Linked DNA regions of Mus musculus: region 1 is linked to region 2. A link is a loop called in an ENCODE intact Hi-C map of the cell type or tissue named here. Cell type or tissue: gastrocnemius. All regions are shown on one strand. Links, peaks and the distances in the headings refer to the core of each region. The heading gives the core; the rest is flanking DNA. Region 1 overlaps Osbpl7 (oxysterol binding protein-like 7). Region 2 holds the start of Tbkbp1 (TBK1 binding protein 1).

Evidence for each region. Hi-C counts contacts between places; a loop is a spot of excess contacts. Peaks named below come from ENCODE experiments on the same cell type or tissue, not always from the same donor. Only the 100,000 strongest peaks of a DNase experiment are listed, where the experiment ranks them.
Region 1: it touches region 2 in a loop (9-fold over the local background); 14 of 42 quality-filtered maps call a loop at or near these places.

What each region holds. Positions count from the first base shown.
Region 1 is chr11:97,068,727-97,079,065 of GRCm38, reverse strand. It overlaps Osbpl7 (oxysterol binding protein-like 7), which reads right to left. Exons shown (of 23, transcript NM_001310509.2): 23 at 10,162-10,339. Among named protein-coding and RNA genes, the nearest start is that of Mir8103, 10 kb to the right of the region's middle. In gastrocnemius, for the core only: a CTCF peak has its summit at 6,319 (motif pointing left); a DNase peak (open chromatin) is centred at 6,332; H3K27ac peaks cover 2,016 bases.
Region 2 is chr11:97,141,083-97,151,421 of GRCm38, reverse strand. It overlaps Tbkbp1 (TBK1 binding protein 1), which reads left to right and starts at 1,347. Exons shown (of 10, transcript NM_001372531.1): 1 at 1,347-1,431; 2 at 1,807-2,060; 3 at 2,355-2,477; 4 at 2,689-2,793; 5 at 3,869-4,049; 6 at 4,789-4,967; 7 at 5,061-5,122. The coding sequence starts at 1,836. It overlaps Mir7235 (microRNA 7235), which reads left to right and starts at 5,003; the gene lies at 5,003-5,058. In gastrocnemius, for the core only: a CTCF peak has its summit at 4,488 (motif pointing right); DNase peaks (open chromatin) are centred at 1,961, 2,168, 3,185, 4,488 and 1 more place; H3K4me3 peaks cover 1,903 bases; H3K27ac peaks cover 2,008 bases.

The DNA of each region.
Region 1 (10,339 bases), core at 1,477-9,476, 73 kb after region 2:
ATTAGTGATTTTACTCAGACCATCCCTGGGAAGTCCCAAGTCAGTATCAGAGACTCAGAAACACAGTAAACACATGAGCAGGAAATGCAGAGCTGACCTGGGACCCCAGTGGCATGTGTGCTGTCCATGGTGCTGGCTCACCAGGGCTCTAGTTGTGACATTAAGCCCCAAAGACCAAGAACCCAGAGGAGGCCTCTCATCTTGACTTCTTCTTGTTTTAGAATCTCCCACTAAGATGCAGCATCCCGAGAGTCATACGCTGGGCTGAACTTGATGAGAGGTGAGTTCACTACACTGTAGACCAAAGAAGAAAGCATGAAGTGACTTCAAAGGACAGAAATCCTAGTCACCTCACTTTCTGACCACAATCCAATTATGTTAAAATTTTAATAATGAAGACAAACACCAGTCACCATATATTTGAAAATGAGAACACCTCTGAATAATTCATGGGTCAAAGAAGAAAGCAGTGTGGGAATTTTGAAATACTTATGATTGAACTAAATGATAAAATGGAAAAAAAATCTTTCTTCCTTATATCAGATCAACAGAGCAAAACAGTGACCGACTCCACAGGTGTAGAAGAATTGTTGGCTTTGATTTGTTTTTCAAATCCTACTTTTCTTTTTTTTTTAATTAATTAATTTTTTTTTTTATTATATGTAAGTACACTGTAGCTGCCTTCAGACACACCAGAAGAGGGAGTCAGATCTCGTTACAGATGGTTGTGAGCCACCATGTGGTTGCTGGGATTTGAACTCAGGACCTTCAGAAGAGCAGTCGGGTGCTCTTACCTGTTGAGCCATCTCACCAGCCCCAAATCCTACTTTTCATAAGGGTTCATAAATGCTTTAACCTCCCTTCTAGCCCACCACCCACTAGAGGTAGTGGGAAAGAAAGGTTGTTAGGATATGGGGGAAGTGGGCCTGTTTAGAAATAGTCTTTGGGGGCTGGTGAGACGGCTCAGTAGGTAAGAGCACCCGACTGCTCTTCCGAAGGTCCAGAGTTCAAATCCCAGCAACCACATGGTGGCTCACAACCATCCGTAACGAGATCTGACTCCCTCTTCTGGAGTGTCTGAAGACAGCTACAGTGTACTTACATATAATAAATAAATAAATCTAAAAAAAAAGAAAAGAAAAGAAATAGTCTTTGGAGCAAATTCAACCTGTGCTGTCAGGATTTATAGCAGCAGTCTAGTTCAGTAGTGTCAGGATAGCAAACACGCATCAGCACAGTGGCAGGACCCAGCAGAAATAGCCAGGCCTCTGCCAAATCGGCACCAGTCAGCAGGAGTGACCAGGTCTGGCAGGGACACCAAGAGAAGTTCTCTGCTGTGCATCTCTCAATAAAGTGACGATCCAGACCAACAAAGTGTCACAAAGCTTGCTATACAACCCACCCCACGTCATTGTCCATTGAGTCCTATTTATACTCCCTGCAAGCATCACGCGTCTTTTCACGCATGGGCCTTGTCTCCCCACGAGCTTTTCCTTTACCTTGTCAGTCTGTCTTATAAAACCCCCATATAGGTCTGTATCAACTGACATCACTCTGCCAAAAGGCGAGACACTGCTCCAGAATGCCACCAGAAGTTTTTTGGTGTATTTCTTTCTCTGAAGTCCCGGCAAACAAACGATGATCATTAAGGAATGGCAAGGCATAGCAATACCATCCAGCACCGCCCACCGTACGTTGAGTCCTTCTTAACATCATGTGTCGGTTTCCACGTGTTTGCTTCAGCAAAAATCCTTTCACTCGTGTCTGCTTCAGGAAAGCATTGTTTGACATAACTGACTTTCCAAAGAAACCAGACATTTCCACTTCAAAGACTATTTTTCAATTCAGTGTTAATTTGAATTTTAAGAAACAACACCTTACCAGGGTGGTGGTGGCCTTTAATCCCAAAACTCAGAAGACAGATGGATTCCTGAGTTCAAGGCCAGCCTGGTCTGCAGAGTGAGTTCCAGAATAGCCAGGGCTGCACAGAGAAACCCTGTCTTAGAAAAAAATAAATAAAATGCAAAAAAAGAAAAAGAAGCTGGGCGGTGGTGGCGCATGCCTTTAACCACAGCACTTGGGAGGCAGAGGCAGGCAGATTTCTGAGTTCGAGGCCAGCCTGGTCTACAAAGTGAGTTTCAGGACAGCCAGAGCTATACAGAGAAACCCTGTCTCCAAAAACAAAAAACAAACAAACAAACAAACAAAAACAACCCCACTTAGAACCAAAAATATTGGGGCTGGAGAGATGGCTCAGTGGTTAAAAGTGCTGACTGCTCTTCTGAAGGTCCTGAGTTCAAATCCCAGCAACCACATGGTGGCTCACAACCATCCATAATGAGATCTGATGCCCTCTTCTGGTGCATCTGAAGACAGCTATAGTGTACTTGGATATAATAATAAATAAATTAAAAAGAAAAAGAAAGAAAAAACCTCTCGGCTGGGACTATACAGCTCAACAATGAATGCTTGCTTAACTAACATGCATAAGGCCCCAGGTTTGATCTCCAACACTATTAAAAGCAGGGGGAATCCGGGCAGTGGTGGTGCACGCCTTTAATTTCAGCACTTAGGAAACAGAGGCAGGAGGATTTCTGAGTTCCAGGACATCTCTACAGAGTGAGTCCCAGGACAGCCAGGGCTACACAGAGAAACCTTGTCTCGAAAAACAAACAAACAAACAAACAAATCGCAGGAGGAAAGACAGCTGTGAAGAAAACATCTTAGTAGATTACTGATTTATGGGCGTATGGGTGTGTGTGTGTGTGTGTGCGCGCGCGCGCGCGCGTGCGCTAATGCACATGCATGTGTGTACCCATGGAGGCTAGAAGAGGGACTGGATCCCCTGAAGTAGGGGTACGAGTGGTTGTGAGCTGCCTGGTGTGGTTGCTGGGGATGGAATTCTAACCACTCTTAGCTTCTAGGCAGCCACCAGCTCCAAGAATGTTCTTACCCCGAGATATATGTCTAAATAAATGGCGTCTGTAATAGATGTCATTTTAAATGGGGGAAATACTGACATCGTCTTAGCCCAAGGCATTGGTGGGTTGGGAGAGGCAGTGAGCCAGCGCATTCAGTTAATTTGGCAGCTTTTATTGTTGTTGCTTGTCTTTTGTTTGCTCATGGCAGGGTCTCATGTAGCCCAGGATGTTCTCAGGATGTAGCTGAAGATGACCTTGGAGTTATGATTCCTTTGCCTCTGGTGCCCGAATGCTGACATTACAAATCTATACCTCCCCCGCTTTATTCAGTGCTGGGGATCAAACCCAGGGCTTTGCATGTACCCCGTAAGCTTGCCACCCACCAAGCCCCAGCTCCTAACTTGATGTCTTTGCAACAACCAGAAATCTACTGTCAATCCTACAGAATATAACGCCCCATTTTCCTATTTCAGAATAAATAGTACCTCAAAATGCCCTCAGGAAATGAAGGCATTAACAAACATCTCTTGCTTGTTTTGGCTAAAATGTTTTTTTATGCTCTTGGATCACGCTAGTGCCATCCAGTAACAATTATAATATGTAGCTTTTATTTCACATTTTGTAAAAAATCACCTGTAATCCTGGCGTGGGAGGCAGAGGAAGAGAGTGAGCACAAGGTTAGCGGGGGGGGGGGGAGGGCAGGGGGCTACATAGCAAGATCCTGTCTCAAAAAATTACGGAAAGTGTATTGTATTTTATGATCATCATCATAAGTTGGAAGGTCTAGTCGGTGCAAGGGGTGGGGGCACAGCGGAGCGGCGGCCTGCTTTTCCAACACACAGGCTCTGGGTTTGAGTTTCTGCACTAAGAGAGTAAGATGAGAATTCTGGAAAAAGCAGAGAGATGGTGTACTGGCTGTTTTGTGTGTCAACTTGACACAAGCTGGAGTTATCACAGAGAAAGGAGCCTCCCTTGAGGAAATTCCTCCATGAGATCCAGCTGTAAGGCATTTTCTCAATTATTGATCAAGGGTGGGAGGGCCCCTTGTGGGTGGTGCTATCGTGGGCTGGTGGTCCTGGGTTCTATAAGAAAGCAAGCTGAGCAAGCCAGGGGAAGCAAGCCAGTAAGAAACATTCCTCCATGGCCTCTGCATCAGCTCCTGCTCCCTGACCTGCTTGAGTTCCAGTCCTGACTTCCTTAAGTGATGAACAGCAACGTGGAAAGTGTAAGCTGAATAAACCCTTTCCTCCCCAACTGCTTCTTGGTCATGGTGTTGTGTGCAGGAACAGAAACCCTGACTAGGACAGATGGAGAAAGGGGGCAGAGTGACACATGCTTACAATCTTAGCTTTGGGAGATGGTCAAGGCAGGGGGGGCAGGGGTTCAAGCCGCCTTCCCACAGTGAAGGGTAGAGCCAGCCTTGTTTCAAAAGAAGAGAGGGTGCTGGGCATGGTGGTACCCACCCTTAGTCCCACACTTGGGAGGTAGAGAGACACAGGTGGACTTCTGTGAGTTCAAAGTCAGCTAAGGCTACATAGTGAGATTCTGTCTCCAAAAAAAGGAAGAAAAAAAACAAACAAAGGAGGGAGGGAGGGAGGGAGGAAGAGAGGGAGGGAGGACACACGTGTGTGTTTACAACATGGTGGATAAGGAGTCTCTATCACCAGCTCTGGAGTGGGAACTGAGCAAGGCCATCTGGCAACTGACGCCATGGTTCAGCCAAGTAAGTAGCTGAGAGAAATCTCTACCCATGTGCCTGCAAAGCCTGGCTCGGGGTCCTCGGTTTCCGGCTACACTGATGGCTGAAGATGGTAGGGTGATGGTTCAGGGGTCTATTTGCGCTCGGCTTCACCTGCCTTCTTCGTCAGCTGTGGTCTTCCTGCTGGAGCTTTCTGTCTTCCTGCACACCAAGTGCTTTGCTGTACAAGAATCACTTTTGGGAAAAACAAAAACAAAAAATACTGACTAGGGCTGGAGAGATGGCTCAGCAGTTAGGAGCACTGACTGCTCTTCCAGAGGTCCTGAGTTCAAATCCCAGCAGCCACATGGTGGCTCACAACCATCTGTAAGGAGATCTGTTGCCCTCTTCTGATGTGTCTGAAGACAGATACAGTGCAGTCACATAAAATAAATAAATAAATCTTTTTTTTTTTTTAATGCTGACTCTTCATTTGAGTCCACCAGGTGGTTAGGAGCAGGAGGAAAGCCTGGATTCTCCCGTGACCTTGACCTTTATTTGGGGTCCCCTGATGGCCTCTACAATAGGTGTTCTCAGGGATGTCACCTAGAAACTGGTAACACCTAACCTCATTCTTCCTTAAGGCTGAAGGCACAAAGATAAGAACATCTGAGGTATCACATACAGTGGCCAAGAAGGCACCTGAAGGTCTCCAGCCACCGCCAGCCACCATACAGCTCGGTTTTTTTGACAGGGTTTCTCTGTATAGTCCTGGCTGTCCTGGAACTCACTTTGTAGACCAGGCTGGCCTCGAACTCAGAAATCCTCCTGCCTCTGCCTCCCGAGTGCTGGGATTAAAGGCGTGTGCCACCACGCCCGGCCCTCCCTGTACTTTTTAGACTTACTTATTCTTGTGTATATGAGTGATCTGTCCTCAGACACACCCAGAAGAGGGCATCAGATCTCATTACAGATGGTTGTGAGCCACCATGTGGGCCCTGGGAATTGAACTCAGGACCTCTGGAAGAGCAGCAACCAGTGCTCTTAACCTCTCCAGCCTCCCTGTTGTCTGCTTTAACTCAAAGCTTCATGTCAGTGCATGAAGATGAACGCAGGCATAGCTGGACTACACTGTATGTTCCTTTTCTCCGTGTGCACTGATTAAAACTCTGCCCTGCCCCCTTTCTTCATCCCTTTGGTTGGCGTATTGGGATGAGTGGCCAAGTACATCTATCTGTTCAGGCTGCAAGAGCTTGTGTCCTAAAAGTCTGGTTAACCTGGAACATCCTTTGTATGTCCTCCTTTATCTGCCTTACCAAAAGGAAGTCCAGAGGTTACATTTAGGGTCCCAGTTCCAGGATGTGTGGGTTGTGGGGCTCAGGAGAGTTGTTCATATAACCTAAGGAAAAGTCCTCTTCTGGCAGCTTCAAGGGTAGAAGGTCCTGGCCCCGCTGTCCCAGAGCCCTGTGACCTGGTAGAGAGGCCCAGCTACCCTCCAGTGGCGTCCAGGTGTGGTTGGGGTCTACAAGAATGAGAAGTTTCTCTCCAGTGCTCTGAGTTATGGTGGGGCAGAGGTGATCTAAGTGGACATTCACAGGATGTACACTGGATGTCATTTCTTCTGCTCTGATTTAACAGTGACAATAGTCACATGCTTGGAATACTTTGAGTCTCTGTGTATGGCAAAATTGTTCATTTCTAGAGTGCCAGGCGCCCTCTTGAGGATTCTTTGAGAATTGCTCTTTTTGTGTGTGTGTGTGTGTGTGTGTGTGTCTGCTCTCCTCTCCTTCCAGCAGTGTCCCGACCCTTCCAGTCCATTCTCCTACCCATACCATTCCCATAGCTCAGCCCACCCACTTCCTTCCTGGAGACAGATACTTCATTTTGAGGTACCTTTCATATTATGAATCTAGAATGTACCAGATCGATGACTTGGGGCCTCCTGTCTGGAATTGCCTGTGTAAAACAACTTTTCTTGGAATATTTTGGGCTTTTTTTTTTTTCTTTCTAAATGCAACTTAGGTATCTCCGTCATATTTTCAGTAACAAAATTAAAAATGGCAAATGTATTTTCAGGTAGAGCTGTGTGTGGTTGGAAGATCCGAGGCATCTGGAGTAAGAGGGCAGTGACCTCACCACTGCGGTCCCGGGCGCTCCCCTACGGTCAGGTCTCTTCTTCCCCTTTGTCCACCATGGAAGGGGCTTGGCTTAACACACAGCTTTGCTTCAAGCTGAGTCAAGATTTTAGATCATGAAGTCCACATGCGTCCCCTTTACCTCATCTGGCCCTGCTTTCCAGCCAAAGCCAGATGTTTAGGTCTGTCCTGAGGACCAGCAGTTAACAGTGCTGTCAGGACCCTACTTAGGGGCCTGAGAGTGGTGATGGCCATTCCTTTCTATTGAGCAGTAAAAGATGATCCCTGTCTATTTGAATGGCTGCCGTAGGCCCTGAACCCTCTCTACAGATCCCATCCAGAGCCAGACCACCAACTCTCAGGCTGGCACCTGATCGTGTCAGTAACAACCCAGCAGACCCTGTCAGGGATGGGGCAGTGGGTGTCCATACACCTATTATCCTGGAATTCGGGAGGCTGAGACAGTAGGGACTGCCTTGAGTACAGGGCCAACCTGGGCTATCTAACAAAACCCTGTCTCAGAAAGTGGGGAAGGCCCACTATAGCTAAACTCTGGTGTGTCAGTGCATTTCAGCATTTGGCAGGCCAGAGGATTTCAAGCTGAAATCCAGCTCCAGGACACAGGAGCACTCTGTCTCCAAATGCGATTGAAAAAGAAAGAAAAGGGCCTTTCTGAAGGAAGCAGACATATGGGACCAGTAAAGATGATCATAGCCTTATCTTGTCGCCTTGTTCCCACCTGCACCTGCTCAGCTGGCACCTGCCTTCCACTGAGAGAGAGGACACACAGTTGAGATGCAGACGCTATAGAAGACCTAGTCCTCACCTCTCAGGGACTTTAATATTGGACATGGGTCTATTTCAAACCCCAGCTCTTTGACTATGTAGAGGAGGTTGGATGCAGGTTGGTCTCGCTGGTGTTCTGCTGCTCTGAGAGGAAGGTGGGGGATGGAGGGAGAGTGTGCTCAGTGTTATAAAAAGGTCCTGATGTATGTAGGCTTCAGCTGGCTTGGGGGATGGGCCCTGGAGTTATTTCTGGCATATGGTGTTAGGTCAAGTGTGTTCATGTTAATAGTCTCCATAAATAAACTGGAGATGGGAGGCAGGAGGATCACAAGTTCAAGGCCAGACCACATAGCAAGACTGTCTGGGCTGGAGAGATGGCTCAGTGGTTAAGAGCACTGGCTGCTCTTCCAGAGGTCCTGAGTTCAATTCCCAGCAACAACATGGTGGCTCACAACCATCTGTAATGGGATCTGATGCCCTCTTCTGGTGTGTCTGAAGAGTGACAGTGTATTCACATAAAATAAATAAGTCTAAACCAAACCAAACACAAAAAATAGACTCTAATTTGACGAGATGAAACCAATCTAATAACTGCTGGTGCGATCATAATGCCACTGGCCATAATGGTTCACGCTTGTGGCCTTGGTACTTGGGAGGCTGAGGTAGGAGGGCTACTGTGAGTTCAAGACTAGCCTGGGCTACAGAGCGAGTTCCAGATCAGCCTTGGTAACATTAGAACATATCTTAAAACAGAACAAAAAAAAAAATCCTCTGCCACCAACAGAAGTCCCTGCCAATGCAGAACCCACTCTTCCTTTAGACGGGGGATAGAGGAGAAAAAGCCTGTGCAGAAGTCTCCACAGCCTTTTGCTTCAGCTCGCACAGGCTTCTGGGCACCAGGGGGTGGGGGTGGGGGGGGGAGGTGGAGGTGATCGGGCATTTTAAGCAGGAAAGCTGTTCATTTGAAACATCACTCTCGGGAGCTGGGATTGGTGGCTCAGGCAATGTCTGTGTTCAAGAGGCTGAGACAAAAAGATTGCTGAACACTGCACATTCAAGGCCATCCTGGACTACTTAGGGTTTCACAGGGAGTCTGGGTAGAGCATAGACACTCTGTCTCAAAAAAGACAACTGGAGACACACACAAACACACAGACAGACAGACAGACAGAGACAGACAGAGAAAGACCGACAGGAAGGTAGGCAGACAGACTGATGGCTCAGTAAGTAAAGTGTGTGCCTTGTAAGTGCCAAGGACCCACACTCGTTTCCCAGAACAGTTCATGCTGTGATCTCACTGGGGATAAGATGGGAGATCGCCTTAGTTAGGGTTTCATCGCTGTGAAGGGTCACCATACGGCAACTCTTACAGAAACAACATTTCACTGGGGCTGTCCTACAGTCTCAGAGGTTCGGTCCATTATAATCATAGCAGGAATGATGGGAGTGTCCAGTGTCTAGAGGAGCTGAGAGTTCTTTATTTTACTGGAAGGCAAACAGAAGACTGGCTTCCAGGCATCTCGGAGGGTCTTAAAGTCCAAGCCCAGGGACACACTTCCTCCAACAAGGCCACACCTTCTAATAGTGCCACTTCCTGGGCCAAGTGTATTTAAACTGCCACAGAGATAGATACAGGGAGTGTCTTGGGTCTCACTGGCCAGCTAGCCTATAGATGTTCCAGATCAATGAGACCCAATCTCAAATAAAAGATAGAAGGTTCCAGAGGAAAGATACCTGAGGTTGTCCTCTGATCTTCATATGAAAATATGTGCACACCCACACCTGTACACACACACACACATACACACACACACATACACACACACATATACACAAACTAGACAAATGAAAACCTACAGCCAAAGCCAGAGATCTGAAAGCCAGTATGTCAGCAGGGCCAGCTCCTTCTCAGGGACTCAGACACCGTCTGCCTCTGCTGGTTTACAGCATGCTGGATGGTCCTGCCTGTGGAGGCCTCCTGTCAGTTTGCCCACCACCCATAGTGCAATGGCCCTGAATGGCCCACTTCCCACAGTGCTCTTCCCTGTGGCCAACTTTCTTGTTCACACAAGGAACCAGTTGGTCTGCCAAGTCCCTGCTTCCAAAGGCCACAGTTCCAGGAATTAAAAACATTGTGTGTGTGTGTGTGTGTGATCCATGGTTTCCATAGATCAGACTCAGACCAGCATACTTGTATAACAAAGTGTCTTTATCCCTGAGACAACTTTTACTTTGTTTTGTTTGCTTTTTTTGAGACAGGGTTTCTCTGTGTAACAGCCCTGGCTATCCTGAAACTCACTCTACAGACCAGGCTGGCCTTGAACTCACAGAGACCCGCCTAGCTCTGCCTCTCAAGTGCTGGGATCAAAGGCGTGTGCCACCACACCTAGCTCTCCCTTGAGCCATAATGCTGGCCCAAACAAGTTAACGTTTGTCAAGGTCTTACCCCAGTCCTTGGTCAGTGCTGAGGACTGAACCCAGGATTGACTTTCTGTGTGCTAGGCCATCACTCTGCCCCTGAGCTACATCCCTGCTCCTTTGGAGATGAACCTTTTAGAGGGTCACGAGTCAATCTACAGCAGTGGCTATGAGCTTCCCCCAGAGCTTGAGAACCTGTGGTTTTCAATGAGTGGTCACAGGCCAAAGTCTAGGACAGTCTTTATTGGAGCTTGGAATGTAAGAGCAATTCACCTGACTCAGGCAAACTGAGAAAATGAGCAGCAACAGAGTGACAGACACCAGCAGCAGCGGAGGTGTCCTGGCTACATTAGGAATCCCGCTCGCCGGCAAGCAGGACACACACACTCACACTCCTACAC
Region 2 (10,339 bases), core at 994-8,993:
GCCGGCGGAGGGGTGCGCTGCGACTGCGAGCAGGAGCCCGCGGCAGCCGTGAGTGCGGGCCGGGGCCCGGGCTGGGGGAGGGGGAGGGGCGCGGCGGGCCGGGGCGGCTTGGGGCGCGGGAGGCCGGGGCCCGGGCGCGGGTGGGCGGGCGCTGCGCCCGGGAGCAGAGTGGGGAAGGGTCCTGCGCCGCTGCCCGCAGCCTCCGGCCTGCGGGGCGGCTGCCGCTCAGTAGCCCGCCCGGAGCCCGGCCGCGGTGGGGGAGGGGGCTGCGCGGTCTCGGCCCCACAGAGGGGAGGGGCGACAGTTTCTGTCCGCCGAGCCCGAGGGGGTTTAAAGAGCCGCTCTTAAAGGGGCCGCCGGAGGGGCCAGGCGGGGACGGGCGCCCCCTCCCCAGTAGCCTGCGCGGGCGCTCGGCGCGCGGCCCCAGGATGCGGAGGAAGGCAGCTCGGGTCGCACGGCCGGGGTGTGTGGGGACACGGAGTCCTCGAGAGTGGGGGTGATGGCCGGAGATCGTGGGCAGGGATGGGGGTGGGGTGTGTAGTGAGCTCTGGTCGGCAGAGTAGGGGGAGGGGTGGCGTGGGCAAGAGAGGGTTAAAGGTGGGGCCAGCCCTTCAAACACGCGCACACGCTCCTTACTCAGACCTGTCACACGCGTCTGTCGCTCCGGCACTTAGCCGAGGCTGGGGGATGGGGGACCCGAGGCCTGCACTGTCGGAACTCGCGCCTTCGGACCGAGCCCCCTCGCCGGAGCGCACACACGCTCCAGCGCGCGCACACACCTCGGACATTCCCATAGTGCCTCACGTGACACTCGGCCCGAACGTGCCCACCCTACCCACACGCTCACGCACGCGTGCTCACACGCGCGCGCGCGCACACACACGTACACACACACACATACACAACCTCTGGTCACTCCCGAACTCCGCGCTGACCCCGGTCCTCCGCCCCGCAAAAGCACTCATTGACGGCGGCACACCTACACTCATTCACAGACACACACTCCCCCCCACATGGCAGCCACAGCCACACATTCATAAACAAGGGCCCGGAGATGTACACACGCACCCCCTCGCTGCCTACTCGTTTTGGGAGCCCTGAGTCATTCCTGCCCCCCTCCCAGGGCTCCCCATTTCCCTGAGTGCAGGCACAATAGGACAAGCTGGAGTCTCCCTTAATGGTCTCGGTTCTCCTAGGCCCCCTTGCCCAGTTTGCTGCCTCTGACACTCAGCCAAGGACTTCCTGTAGGTCTGCGCCTGGACGGTTGCCACAGCCCCGGCGCACTTGGGGAGGCACTTCCTTTTCCTGAACTCTGGGATCCTGCGGGAGGAAGTTGGGCGGGGGCCACAGAGGCCAGGCTGCCTAGCGGGACTAGCCTTCCTTAGGAGCAGGCGACAGAGGCCTGGGATGGGAATCTTGGCGGCTGTCGAGGTACTTGGGGAAAAGGGAGGTCTGGGGAGGAGACCAAGCCGAGTAGTCTAGGCAGGTTCTGGGCTGTGCCAATGCTGGGACAGCAGCCCTCCCTCCCATCTGTCCACAGGTCTCTCCTCCCTGCCCCTGATCCTTGGTCCTGTTTATCAGTTGTCCCCCACTCCACTCATGACGTCTATCTGGTTCCATTTCCTTCTATAAGCAGTCACAGCAGGGGATAGGGCAGAAACTTGAGAGAGAAGAGAGAGAGAGAGTTAGTTGTGAGATCTGTCTCTTGGCTGAAGCTCCCCAGCTACCACAGGTTCCTCAGACCAGCATGGAAGAGTTGGGAACAAAGAGCAGGTGGTCCTCTTTACTCTGTTCCTGCACTCTCAGGAGGCCCAGGGTGGGCTGAAGCCCTTACCATGGAGTCCATGTTTGAAGATGACATCAGCATCCTGACCCAAGAGGCCTTGGGGCCCAGTGAGGTGTGGCTGGATGGTCCTGGAGACCCGTCCCTGGGAGGGGACATGTGTTCTGCCTCCCACTTTGCCCTCATCACAGCCTACGGAGACATCAAGGAAAGGCTAGGAGGCCTGGAGAGGGAGAATGCCACCCTCCGCCGTCGCCTCAAAGTCTATGAGATCAAGGTCAGAACCTAGATGTGATGGCGAGCTGAGCTTGTAGTTGCCTGCAAGGGCAGGAGGGTCCCAAGAGGTGGCCAGCACTGGAGGCTGCCTGGTCCCTGAAGAAGTGGCTGCCTTGGGGATGAGGAGCTCTGCTCCTGCAGCCAATCTCAGGGGTGGAGGAGGAGCCCAGCTTTGGAGTGGTGGGTCCCATTGGAGGGGGCGGGGAGAGGCGCCTGTGAAGCTGGCAGTGGGGTTGGGGGACAGAGCGGTCCTGGGATGGGAAGCCAGGCTTCTCAGAGGACGACCCTCCCACAGTATCCGCTGATCACTGATTTTGGAGAGGAGCATGGCTTCCCTCTGTATGAACTCAAGGATGGCTCCCTGCTGGAGGTGGAGAAGGTCAGTCTGCAGCAACGACTCAACCAATTCCAACACGAGGTAAGCCCTTGCTTCGCTTCCCAGCCAACCCCACTCCCTTAGCCTCCTGCTTCCCTCACTTTGCCCTCAACCCCGCCCTGCCCCCGCCTTCCCTAAATCAGCTTCAGCGCTTCCTGTTTCTATTGGGAATAGGGTTGGGGAGGTTGGGAGCCCCCTCTGCTCCCTGTCAAGGCTGGTCCTGACCCTGGCACACCTCTCCGGGCCTACCCAGTTGCAGAAGAGTAAGGAGCAGGAGGAGCAGCTCGGGGAGATGATCCAGGCTTACGAGAAACTGTGCGTGGAGAAAAGCGACTTGGAGACAGAGCTGGGGGAGATGGTGAGGCCCAGAGAGCGGGTGTGTGTGTGTGTGTGTGTGTGTGAGGTATCTGACGTGATGTGATTCTCTACGTGCATTCCAACCCGATGAGTGTGTGCTGCCTGTGTGTCACACACACTCTGCTGCGTGCACACTCCCTGTATCCACTCGTCCCTGTCTGTGAATGCCTGCTTTGCCGTGTGAATGAGACAGTATCATCCGGGTCATGGGTGACTCTGTACCTTGGGCTAGGATGCTGTGTGTGTGTGTGTGTGTGTGTGTGTGTGTGTGTATTTGGCTCTCACACTGCATCAACCCTGTACCTATAGTATAGTATAGTGTCTGGGAGAGGGTATAAGTGACAAGAGAGGTGCCAGAGCTCTCCATAGTCCCAGCACAAGCGTGATGAGAGTTGCCATGTGGCCGTTTGTGTGTGGGCAGGTGGCAGTATCAGGAGATAAGGTCTCTGCCAACTCCTGTGCTGTGACCTTGATCAAGTTATTTAGCTCTCACCCCTCATCTGAAAAGCAGAGAAAAACGGTAAGCCATCTCACTAAGCTGCTGTGACGGCAACGGGACATTTGTGTAAAACGGTTTTCCTTTTATAGTCAGGAACGTTTGCTTGGTAGTCGCAGCGTGCCAGGCACTGTTCATATCCCTCTACACACATTTACTCATTTTAGCTCTCACAACAATCAAAGAGGTAGGCGTGGTACTGCTATCCCCATTTTATACAGGAGGTAGACAAAGCTTAGAAGTGCTTAAGTCCTGTATGCAAATGCAAGTCACATCCCTGAGGGTTTGGGGTGACTGGACCTGGAGCCCAGTGTTGGCATAAATGTCTCTGTGTGATAAGACCCAGAGGAGGTTTGGCTCTGACCTTGCCGGCACCAGTAGCCAGAAACATCTGCATTGCAGGAGCTGTGAGAGGAGCCTTCATACCTGTGACCACTTGTCGTGTGAGTGTAGGACACTCCAGCTGTCTGTGCTCCAGTCTGGAGAGTGATGACTGCCCAGCCTGGGGGACTCTTGGGTTTGGGAGACCACAGGGCTCCCTGGCGCTCTGTAGACCCTTGGCCGTCTGTCTTCCCTGCAGCGGGCCCTGGTAGAGACTCATCTACGGCAGATCTGTGGTCTGGAGAAACAGCTGCAGCAACAGCAGGGCCTCCGGGACGCAGCTTTCTCCAGCCTGAGCCCCCCAGCTGTCCCCGCCTCAGCCTGTCCTGACTTGGACCTGCACTATCTGGCTCTGAGAGGGGGACCTGCCTTGGGTCATGGTGAGATCTTAGTGACTCCTACCTTCCTGCTCTCCATGTCTCTGTTTAACTCCCATTTCAGTGTGACTGGGCACCTCTGGCTTGCCGAAAACCCCATTGCAATATGCTTCTTTTTTTTCCTTTTCTTTCTGGTTTTTTCCTTTCTTTTTTTCTATTTGTTTGTTTGTTTGTTTAAAGATACATAGCCCAATTGGTCTGGTATTTACTGTGTACGCTAGGCTATCCCTGAACTTGGAGTAATACTCCTTATTCTGTCTCTCCAGTGCTGGGATTACAATCATATAATATCACACCAGGCTGGTGTCTTCAGTATCTTAAATTTATTCATAATTATTCCCTTCTCCTCTCCAACCGTTCCTCCTCCCCAGCTACTTTTCACAAGTTCTCCCACTGATATCCCTTGGCCGTTCAGATCGTGCAATTCTCGGGTGTGCCAGCAGAGGGCGTCCCCACTCAGTCCCCCTAGGCTGTCATGAGTAGAGGCCCCTGAGGATGTTCCCGACTGCTGGTTCTAATCTGAGACACCTTCCTGAGCCCATTCTTGTTTCTCCTCCGGCCTCCCTGATTGAATCTACAACAAGCCCATTCTTAGTCCCCTTGGAATAGTATCTGCTCCTTCCTTCGTTGTTTGTCTTTCTGGCTCCTCTCAGTCCCTGCCCATACCGGTTTCACTTTGTGCGGATCTGGGAGTCAGTTGGGGCAGCTAGAGCCTACCCGACATCATCTTGTCTCCTGACAGCAGGTTGGCCTGGCCCTACGAGTGTAAGTGTGAGCGAGCTGGAGAGGAGGCGCCTGGAAGAGGCCCTGGAGGCTGCGCAGGGGGAGGCTCGGGGGGCTCAGCTCCGGGAGGAGCAACTCCAGGCGGAATGCGAGAGACTTCAGGGAGAGCTGAAGCAACTGCAGGAGACCCGGGCCCAGGTAAAGGGTGCTTTGGAGCTGCACAGAGTAGCCGAGGAGGGAGGGGTCTGGGCAGAAGTGAAGCTGGCTCTGACTTCTTGCTTCTCTCCTCAGGATCTGGCCTCCAACCAGTCGGAATGTGACATGGCTTGGGTCAAGAGAGTTGGGGATGATCAGTAAGTCACATCTAGCCCTTGCCCTCTCGACCCCATATGCTAGGGGACTATCCCAGGGCTCCATCGTTTGCCCTCCGTCTGTCCACATGATTTCAGTGACCTCTCTTCCTAGCTCTTGGGGTGTGGCGCCTGGGTTGCTTACCACTCTGCCCCTGTCACAGGAAACGGGGAGGGACTCTGAAGTAGTCTGAATCTGGACCAGGCCCATCTCCTCTCACCCTGTGGGGTGGGAGATGTACTCAGTGGCACTGCGCCCCGTTCTGTGTTCTCTATACTGAGTTTGTATACTAGAAACAAAACTTCGTGGGTCAGGTTACCCACTCTGACTTGTGAGGAGGGAGGTAGTCTCCCTCATTTAGGATCTGACCTGCCTTGTCTGTTTATTTAAAGGGAGGAGTGCTTGAGATGGGTAGAGGGGAGCTAGCTGTGTCTGTGGGGCCTTGGGATGTGCTGAGCAGCACGGGAGGTGAGTGCTCACGGAGCCCGGTGACTTTCAAGGCCTGCCGCCCCACTCTGAGAAACTGCTTAAACTTCCTTGTGCTTAGTTCCTCTCTGGGAGATGAGGCAGGTGATACAGGTTCCACACATTCCTTACCAGAGAACACTGAGGCTCAGAGAGGGAGGAGCTAGCCTTCCCTCACACAGCATAACCAGTTCCCAGGATCCCAAGGGCCCTCCCTCCCTTCCAACAGGTTTCCTCAGTATCCTCTCTGCTCCTGGCCAGCCAGGGGTACCCCTTGCTTCCTCCCCCTTGCAGGGTGAGGGCCTGGGTGGAGCTGTGACAACCAGAGAGGGTGAGAACCCAGTGTGTGGGACTGATGAGGGAGACCCCTCCCTCAGCTAGGCTTCTGTGGGGGTTGGGAGGGAGCTTGGTGGAAAGGGTCCACCCTAGCTTGTGACTGGGGCTCGGGGACCACTGAGGCCCCTATGTTCAAACCTGGAACACACACATACCGACATAGTGTAAATACTTGCTCATCCCAGAAGTTATGCCAAAGGCACTACTAGGAGTCAGTGGTTCCAGCCCCTTCTCATAGTGAAAGTTACACACACACACACACACACACACACACACACACACACACACACACACGAATGCATGCTTAATGGAATTCACAGGGCTGACATACCAGCTTTGATCCCAAGAACTCGGTCTGGGTTGGGGAAAGGCCTGGCCTTTGTCTCTCTGGACCCTGGGCAGTCAGTCATTCCTGTCAGATGTGAGAGGGGAGGGTGAAGTAGAACTTGGGAAGGGGCAGGGAGGGGAGGATCCTCAGGGAACAGGGATGCGTGTGCAAGGGACGAGGGATGGATAACACCATCTCAGAAGGTGTTTCCAAAGTTCTGTCAGTCACATTGCTTGTTCTGGACAAACTAGTCCCTTCCCTCCCGACCTGAGGGAGCTGGCTGAGGCAATTCTCCCATGGTGTGGTGGGCTCCCCTTAGGCTTGTGTGTGGCTTCTTTGATCATAGCCCCCTGGATCTCTGTCAGCCTAGCAGGCCCTGCCTGCTCATTCCTTCCCTTCAGCCTATGTGCTTCTGGACAGCCCCAGCGTGACAGGATCAATTCTCAAAGGAAGTCCTTACTCTCCTGGTAGCTTTATTTTCTTATTAATTCAGTCTTTTTGGTACTAGGTAATTCCCTGGGGCTCCCGCCCATCCTCCCACCTAAAGATGGCTCAGTCACCTCTTTCAGCTCCCAGGATCAGCAACCCTCCTCTTCCATTTACTTCCGCTGACTCCATATCAAGTGGGAATTTTATTGATGGGCTTTCCTGGGAGTGAAATGCTGGTACCAAATTACCTAGAGAAGGGGGGCAGCTCCTGAGTTCAGCCTGTCTCTCGGTATAAATCTTCCTATCTTGAAAGGTACCTTCCTTCTCAGCTTGTTCGCTGGGGCAGCCAAGGTGATCACAGTGATCCTCCTTCCACCAATGCCTGTAGGAACCCCGTCCTGGGGCTGTCTGTGCTTAGGAGTAGGCCGTGGACATGGCAGGCAGTTCCTTGTTCTCAGCTCCTGGCCCACAAACTCTAACCACCAGTGGTTCCCAGCAAGCAGGACTGACGCCAGGCCAGACACACCAGGCTGGCATCCTCTGGCCTGCGGGTAAGATTCTAGTGGAGAGCTTGCTGCCTGGTGGTCATAGCCCAGCCCAGGGAGCCAAATGGCCACAGAGGAAGGCAGGGAGGCAGGGAGGAGGGGGCAGTGGAGTTCACTGAATTTGTGAGGATTTTCAGGGAGGGAAGGACCCAGGGAGGTCCCAGTCAAGATGGCAGGTGGAGGATGCCCCGTCTCCTCCCCTCCGAGCCTGTGGATTCCTGGGTGGGGCTGCTGAAAGGATGGCAAATGCTGGGGAACACAGGCATTTTAGGGAGGGCTCCAAGTAGATCGCGTCTCTGGAAGTCAGGTGAGGTCTTGGTGGTGAGGGGCCCAGTGAAAAGATGAAGTTCACTATGGGTCATGAGGGGGAAATAGTGAATTACAGCCCTTTCTTTCTTCCTAATGTGGGGGGCTCAAGGTTGCAACCTGGGGCCTTTTCCGCCCACTCCTCCCACCCCTCTCTCTCCACCCACAAGCCTCTGCGTGGGCTGTGGTTAGTGGTGGGGAAGTGTGAACTCAGAAGAGAGAGGATGGAAACTCTGCACAGAGGTCAAGGGCAGTGTGGGGTGGGTCAGGACGGAAGTCGGAGACCCCCATGTACCCTGAGCTTAGCCTCCTGCCCCCAGAGCCAGTAAGCCCAGGGCCCCCTCCTCCAGACTTCTCCCCCTCCCTACTTCCTTTCCTTTAAGTCTCCTTAGGCCTGGTACCCAGAGCACAAAGAATTAACCTCTTAGCACTTGCAGCCACAGGGCACCCTGAGGGTGGGCAGGGGCTCTGCTGGTCTGGCGGACTGTGGGTTTGGAAGGCATTTCCACCCTGTGCACAGCTGCCGGCTGGGCCCAGAGCTGAGGGCGGCCCCTGTCATCCTTCTCCCTGTAGAGACATGCACACCTTATCGCTTATCACTGAGCGGTTTTTGTTGTTCTTTGTCAGAGAGTTTTGGTTTGGTTTTTGTTTTTTAAGACAGAGGTTCACATAGTTTTGAACTTGTTAGAGAGCTGAGGATGCCCTTCTAATCCTTGCTCCCCCAGGTCTCCCTCCCAAGCTCAAACGTTACAGAGTGTGCTACCAACTGAGGTTTTTATTTATTTTATTTTATTCATTTATTTATTTTGAGACAGGGTCATACTATGTATCTCTGGCAGTACTGGAACTCACTATGTAGACTAGGCTGGACTGGAACTCTCAGAGATGTGCCTGCCTCTGCTGGGATTAAAGGCGTGTGCTACTATAGCCAGCGCTTTTGTCTTTTTTTTTTTTTTTTTTTTTGAGACAGTATGTCACCATGTAGCCTTGGCTGGCCTTTAACTAATGGTGGTCCTCCTTTTTCTTCTTCCCAAGTGCTCGGATTATAGACATGAGCTACTACATCCAGCATACTAAATCTTAATCCAGTACCTTAAAGGCCAAAGCTTTGACGTGGCCTTTCTCACCCACACCTGTCTGTCTAGACTGGACCCGAGGTGAGGTGCTATCTCTACAAAGCTTTATCTTACTCTCATAAACATGAGGCACTAAGACATTGAGGAGCCAGGGATGGGCAGTCCAGGCAGGTCCCAGCTTAGAGTGACCAGGCTCACTGTTGACTGCTCGGGTGGTTCTGCAGGTAGGAGGACTTTTATAAGAGGGTGACCATGTGATTTGTTGACCAAATTGCATCACTTTTGAAAGTGAAAGGGGACATTGTTAATTATGCAACTAGTGTGAACAGGGACAGGCCTGGGCAAACTAGGAAGCCTGGCTCCTGCCACACTGTGAGCTACTCAGTCCCACGGTATCAGGGAAACTTTTGGGCACCTAGCCACCTCACTCTGCCTGGGAGAGAGAGGCTGCCCTGAAGAGCTCAGGTCTGGGGACCACAAGTCTTAGCTGGTCGAGGAGCATGAGGGCTCAAGGCTCTGGAAAGGAAGTGGTGGAGCACTGGCTTGTTGCAAAGCGACTTCCTCCTCCGCCAGCCCACAACCTCAAGTCCGCTCCACGGCCTGGTGCCTGTGGTCCCCTCCCTGAGGGTCTGGCAGGCGGGAAGACTGATGCTGGGTGTGCCTGTGGGTGGGTGGAAAGTTTGGCCCCTAAATTCCCCTGCTGGGCGGGGTGGCTGGGGCGTCGAGGGGCAGCCATGGGTAAAGATGGAAGGGTTGGGAGGGCCGGGAATGCTGTTTCTCACAGGCCTGCATCCAGGGATGGTTCTGACCACATGGCAGACCTTTCTCTGGCGTCCCTCTCCTCACACACCTGATTCTGTCCCCAGCCCTTACACTGTACTGTGCCTGATTTTTACCCCTATTTCTTATCCTGACCCTCAACTGTACCCATAGCCATGACCACAGAAGAACTACCAGCCCCATATGTAGCTGGACCCTCATGGTGGCTGTCATTCCGTCTTTAACCCAGTCTCATGACTTGGCTGCATTCTGGCCCTACGGAATCCACCCTGTACTGAGTCAGGAGGCTGAGGGAGTCTGTGTGGCTCAGAAGCTGCTCTGAGGCAGAGAGGTTTGGGAGTGGGCGCTCAGATCTTAGGTCTTCTGGTTTGCAGGTGCTTCATTAGTGGCTGTGAAGACAAATGCCCTCGGGGGGGGGGGTTGAGATTTCCCCGGACTACTGGAGGGAAGGATGAATGACATGTTAAAAAAGAGTGGGAGCCCCCCTCCTGCCGGCTCTGCTGCTGGTGCGCCGGCTTCTCTAAAGACTCCAGGGCTGAGGTGCCCAGAGCAAGTGTTTGAGCCACTGCTCTGCGGGCACCAGGATCTGCCCCGTCCTTGTGTGCCTGTCAGCCTCCTTCACTCTTCCCAGGGTACAGCACTTCTCTCAACACCTGGGCCTCTTCCTCCTCCTGTTCCCTTCTGCTTTCTCCCTTCATTTCTCTCACTTCCATGAGGTTTGGGAGCCATATAAGTAATGTCTATAGCCTGGACTTAGGAATCTGGGAGACTGGTGCTCCTATCCGAGCTTTAAGGACACGGCCAAGTGACTTTACCTCTGTGTACCTCTTTTCTTACCTGTGAGGTGGATTGGCTTAGAGTAGGTTGTGAAGACAAGTGAAGTTCCCAGCATGGAGCCTGGCTCCCTATCAGTGATCATCACCCAGGGCTTCGTGTGCTGTTGCTCACATGACC